2 separate regions of the Homo sapiens genome follow, and region 1 is linked to region 2. Evidence: read pairs that join two places in POLR2A ChIA-PET (ENCODE). Cell type or tissue: IMR-90. All regions are shown on one strand. Links, peaks and the distances in the headings refer to the core of each region. The heading gives the core; the rest is flanking DNA. Region 1 overlaps ADGRA3 (adhesion G protein-coupled receptor A3). Region 2 overlaps SLIT2 (slit guidance ligand 2).

The links. ChIA-PET counts read pairs that join two places held together with the same protein. Peaks named below come from ENCODE experiments on the same cell type or tissue, not always from the same donor. Only the 100,000 strongest peaks of a DNase experiment are listed, where the experiment ranks them.
Region 1: POLR2A ChIA-PET joins it to region 2 with 11 read pairs; 1 of 35 experiments calls an interaction of 5 or more read pairs at or near these places.

Annotation. Positions count from the first base shown.
Region 1 is chr4:22,507,103-22,510,005 of GRCh38, reverse strand. The region is part of intron 1 of ADGRA3 (adhesion G protein-coupled receptor A3); the gene reads left to right. Among named protein-coding and RNA genes, the nearest start is that of MIR12115, 6.8 kb to the left of the region's middle. In IMR-90, for the core only: no CTCF peak of the experiment used is centred there; no DNase peak of the experiment used is centred there; H3K27ac peaks cover 269 bases.
Region 2 is chr4:20,563,890-20,566,812 of GRCh38, reverse strand. All of the region lies in intron 26 of SLIT2 (slit guidance ligand 2), which reads right to left. Among named protein-coding and RNA genes, the nearest start is that of MIR218-1, 37 kb to the right of the region's middle. In IMR-90, for the core only: no CTCF peak of the experiment used is centred there; a DNase peak (open chromatin) is centred at 1,482.

The DNA of each region.
Region 1 (2,903 bases), core at 1-2,500, 1.9 Mb before region 2:
CGGAGTCTCGCTCTGTCGCCCAGGCTGGAGTGCAGTGGCGCGATCTCGGCTCACTGCAAGCTCCGCCTCCCGGGTTCACGCCATTCTCCTGCCTCAGCCTCCCGAGTAGCTGGGACTACAGGCGCCCGCTACCACGCCGGGCTAATTTTTTGTATTTTTAGTAGAGACGGGGTTTCACCGTGTTAGCCAGGATGGTCTCGATCTCCTGACCTCGTGATCCGCCCGCCTCGGCCTCCCAAAGTGCTGGGATTACAGGCGTGAGCCACCGCGCCCGGCCAAGTCATTTCTTATCTATGAGGAACACCTGAGTCTCCATCTTGTCCCATGGAGCATGGGCCATATGGGGGATCAAGGTCCTTTAGGGTTAATTGAAGGTTGCCAGGTGGAGACGAAACAGTCCTAGCATCAGAGGAGTAGTTATCCCTACCTACGGGGGAAGGTGCTAAGTGAAGATGCTGAGTGAACTGCATGCTTTTTTTTTTTCTTTTCTTTTCTTTTTTTTTGAGATGGAGTCTCGCCCTGTTTCCCAGGCTGGAGTGCAGTGGGGCGATCTTGGCTCACTGCAGCCTCCGCCTCCCAGGTTCAAGCGATTCTCCTGCCTCAGCGCCCCGAGTAGCTGGGATTACAGGTGCACGCCACCACGCCCAGCTAATTTTTTTGGATCTTTAGTAGAGATGGGGTTTCACCATGTTGGCTAGGCTGGTCTTGAACTGCTGACCTCGTGATCTGCCCGCCTCGGCCTCCCAAAGTGCTGGGACTACAGGCATGAGCCACCACTCCCGGCTGTGAACTGCATGCTTTTTGCAAGTTGTGAGTTTCTCTGCTGGGGCATGCAGTTCTCCTGTCCAGCCCGCCAGCACTGAACTCTCTCCCCTGCATGTAAGCCCTCAGTGAAACTCCATGTTCTGTTCACTAGCTCTGGGTTTCTTCTTCTTGAACCTGGTGCAATCCCATCTGGAGTGGGTAGGGGTTCAGCACAATACCTTGTCTTGGGAGAAAGGGTGGAACATGGGTGTCAAGGCAGGCGTGAGGGCAGTGGGGCGCAGGTGGGACGAAGAGGGAATTTTGGCCCCGTTGCTTCTATTTTCTCAAAGATATCTAGGCAGGGCAAGGGGAAAATGGGCCAAGAGGAAGGGGAAAGAGAAGAGAAATGTTCTTTTGGAATGTGAACCTACTGGGGATTGCAGAAAAGTCAGCAGGGAGGATCTTTTTGCAGTTTTGCCTTCTGATCAGATTCAAAGGGAGATGGTCAGTGCAATTGTTTTTCTCCACCTGGATTCAGCCTAGTGATGGGACTCCTTGGGTGTGGCCAGGTTGCTTCTTTGCCAGATGAGTGCAGCCAAGGGAGAGAGGAGCAAAGTGATTATAATCTGTAGGCCAGCAAGACGCCACAGCCTGAATTCTCACCAGCAGAGCCATTGGATCAAGAGTAAGATTGTTATCTTTGAATGCAAAATCTTACATACATCTGCAGCCTGATTTCTCAATACCCAGCACAGATTACTTTTTCCATGGACATCGGTTGAGGCAGTGTTACGTTGTAAACACAGTGGCCAGTGTTTCAGGGTTAAAATAAGACATGATGCTTTCATCCAAGGGTCAGTCTTTTATACAAATTATTTGCTTCACCAAAGTCTACATCTCAGTGTCCCCTGAGCAGTTTATATTTTGCTTCCTGTGTGCCTTTGCTGACACCCTTGCCTTGGAAGCCCAGTCTGGGAAATTCTGGGATATTCTTTAATACCCAACTCAGCTGCTACGAACTCTTCACTGTTCTGGCATTTTGATCCTTCCATCCCTGAACCCAGGTAGCTATTAGTGTTTGTGCTCTTGTGTCACTTTCTATGATACTGGTGCTTCTCTCAGAATGCATATACCCTTGAAAGCAAGGACTCTGACTTGTCTTCGCACAGCGCCTCGAGTATGGGTGGGTACGTAATTGTTCTTTATGGGCAAGAGTAATGCTAACAGAGATACGACTACGTGGTGGAAGAGCAGGAAAAGTTGGGGATAGAAGACGGATGCAAATTCGTATGTTTACCTTATTATAGCAAATGAGAACATGTCTTTATTTAGTTTATTAGGTTCATAGCTGTGGGATCCCTGATTCAAGGATGGGTATATTCAATCTATCTGCAGTCACATGTGATCTCCTTGATCTTATGTGTGTGGCAAACACACACGCATAGACTGTGTTGGGAAGTGGCTTGAATTCCTACCGGGAATATTGCTCAGAAATCTTGCAGGATTGGGGGCACAGTTTGGCATTTGGTCCATGAATGCAAGTTGTAAGCTTTTCTGATATGATGACAGGGTTGCTTATCACCCAGCCTCAAAATCCTGTTGTTTCTTGCCTGCTTGGAGTCCTCCAGCACCAGGAGAAGTTGGTGGGTTTGGCAGGATACCAAGTCCCAAAACAAACGAATATGATAATGTTTGGTGAGGTTGCTCCCAGTGCAGCTCCAGCTTCTGTTCCCAGGAGCCTGTAAAGATGGTTTAAAAAACAGACAAAGACAGAAGTAAAAACTCCTGAAAGTAACTCAGAAAATGACACGGGATGTAGTTTCTTAGAAGACTATTCAGTGACTTATTTTTCCATTCAGCTGCCTCTCAGGAAGCAGTAGTTTACTGGCTTGATGCTCTGGAGGAATCTTAACTCTAGAGAACAGAGCTAATTTATTGTGTCGACATTTTTCTTATAAACAAAGATTAGAATACAGAGTTCTTTGAGTATTGGTAGCTTATTTTATTTATTTTATTTTTTTTGAGATGGAATCTTGCTCTGTTGCCCAGGCTGGAGTGCAGTGGCGCGATCTCGGCTCACTGCAAGCTCCACCACCTGGGTTCACGCCATTCCCCTGCTTCAGCCTCCTGAGTAGCTGGGACTACAGTCACCCGCCACC
Region 2 (2,923 bases), core at 222-2,721:
AAATACACAATACAATGCACCTGCCCAGGTAACATTGACTCAGTAGTACGACTTTCATATAGGAGATACAAAACAGTGCCACTTTATGCATATAGAAATAAACCAAAAGTGTAACCTTCATTATCATCTCCCTCATTTCCTTTTGATTCGGTTTATTTGTTGGTTCATTTGCACAATATGTGATGGGTGATGTTTCTGTATCTTCCTCTCCAAAAAGAAAACATCTTTGAAACGATCTTTACTTGCAAAATCATGTTTTGGGAGACATCTTTAAAAGACTTCAAGAGCTGTAAGGTCTCGATTAAATGCATATTTAGCCACAGCCATTTTCCTTTGTTCACAAATACTTATTGGACAAATGACTAACAATGTGGAAATTGTACTGTCCTCAATAAAAGTATGTTCCACCTATGATACTTTGTGCATTCTGTGTGAGAGCTCACCACAAGGCCTTTTGGCAAATGTGTCTGAAAAGGACACTGACATCTTTATACATAAAACACATACATTTCTTACTGTCAACATTAATTATATTTCACTCTGTAGTATTTCTCTGTAGTTCTTTATCTTCACTGGAACAAGCAGCAATAATTCTAATTGAACATTTTATCACAAGCAATTTCTAGCAAAGTTATGTGGATAATTACAGAGCAGCTCTGCACCCCCACCGTTACTGCTCTAACCTTCTAAGGTGCCTTCACCAAAAAGCTATATAACTTCTACTCACATAAACTACCTGCATCAAATTATTCTACAGATTACAGCCCACGCTTGCGTTGTTGATCTACTGAAAGAAACTCATGTATGTAAGAGAACATGAATAAATATGGTGGCCACAGAGATTCATTGTATCTCTTCATATCCTTTACCCTGGGAAATACTAGCACATATTCAAGTAACAGTATTGAATTAAAATCCATGAAAATGATAGTGTCCTGTAGTGTTTAGCTTTCCTATCGATTAAAAAACTCTTGAAATGTATCCACATAGAAATTGTTTTTTGTTTGTTTGTTTTTAACCATTAGGAGAAAATTAACTGTTCCTAGGATGACCGTATTAAGGGAAAGAGGTGGTGCTTACTTCTTCTAGTGATGCCTCAGTCACTAGGAGAGACTGTGCCAGTGCTAATGTCCCTTACATTTTGTCTTGGTAACTACAATAACTAAAGGAGTCTCTATATCAAATTACAGCTGGGAAACTGCTGGCATTAATTCTGAAGTAAAGTAAGCTCCATAGAAATTTAATTTCTCTCCGCCCTCCCCAATTTATTTATCAATTAAGGGCAAAAAACTTAGCTGTTCAGCACACTGCAGAAATGAATGGTGACAGTGAAAGCAGTTAGTTAAATTAGCATAATACCTAACAATAAATGGTTTTGAGTTTGCTAAAGTTATATATGAGTCAGCAAGAGGAAAGAAAATAGCTCATTGCTAGCAGATCCCTTAATAGTTTACAGGAAAGAACCTAACTCAGAACAAAGGCGTAGGATGGAACGGTGAAGAACGTATGCCAGCAAAACAGCAAGTCAGCAAATGCAACGACTATAAGCATTTATCTGGCCACATCCCACGGCCTCGAGAAAAAATGTCTTTTGGCCTGTTACTGTGCTTTCAACCTTGTAAGGCTGTGGTTTAAATAAAAGGAGTTTGGGGTTGGCAGTTTGTAAGTTCATCCTGTGGAATGTGACATGTTCCAAAAATTATGTTTGAGTAATTAGATGAGAAATTAAAGAGATTGTCTTAGGGAAGAAAATGGAATACACTTTGAAGAATTTAATCGAGTATACTGGCAGCATCATTGCCTGGCTGAAGTAGTTCATGTTCATTTTACCACGTAGTGGGGATTTATTTAATAAATGTCCACCGGACCATATCTGATTAATAATCACTATCTAATTTCTTTGCATTTTATTCCAGACCAAATTTGGTTTTCCACAGCGATAATTATGCTGAATTATTTTCATATCTGGAATTTGTTATGGGAGATTGTTGCCTCCTCATATATGTTCAGTTTAGCTAAAAAAAAAAAATCAAGATAACAAGCATTCTCATACACTCAGGACTCTTTTAACAATTTCTTAAACCTGCTGAACTGATTGTGGCATAGGGTTTGGGAATATAGCAAAATACTGAGTTCCAACTTCTTCAGGTTGGTAAAGCTCATGACTACCAACTTTACCAAAATGGTAAAGTTAGCTATCATTCTATTTGCTTCTTGTTTTTCATATCTTTTAAAACCCAGTTATTCAACAATCATTTCTTATTTCTAGCACTTGAGTTTGAGTGAAGGGTAATACAAAAGATGTTTGTAAGTCAAACAAATTCCACATAGCAGCCTCCTCTCATATCTCTAAAGGTCTAAATATGATATAATTTCTTTTCCTATTTTATGTAGCTTGTAATTCTCCTTAACCAAAAATCCTTTTCAGAATGTGATTTTTACATCTACCTGGTTTATCTAAATCCACTTGTTTCTATAGTCTAATCTCTTGAAATAATATTCTTTGCATCTGGCTCTCCTCCCATTCATCTCCCTGTCCATATTTTGCCCTTCTAAGTCCATCTTCTGTCTTCTGTTTGCATTCAACTTGTGATTCATTTTCTATCCACTACACTTTCTCAGAGCACCTCTCCTGAAATCTTCTTAATCAAGGAGAATGACAACTTTAATCTGTTTATACAATAAGGAGATAATATCAGAGCTAAAAAGAGATGCCAAATAAAGTCATAAAATGAGGGAAGAAGCACACCTCTCCACGAGCAAGCCAACACTTGGCAGAATTTTCCACACTTGATCAGTCCTAGGTGAAAAGATGTCCATAATATGTAGCAATCTTGGGCATAGGATCTGAAATCCACCAACCCAAGTTAAACCCAGATTTACTACTTAAGTGTGTGGTATTAGGATAATGGCAGCCATTCCA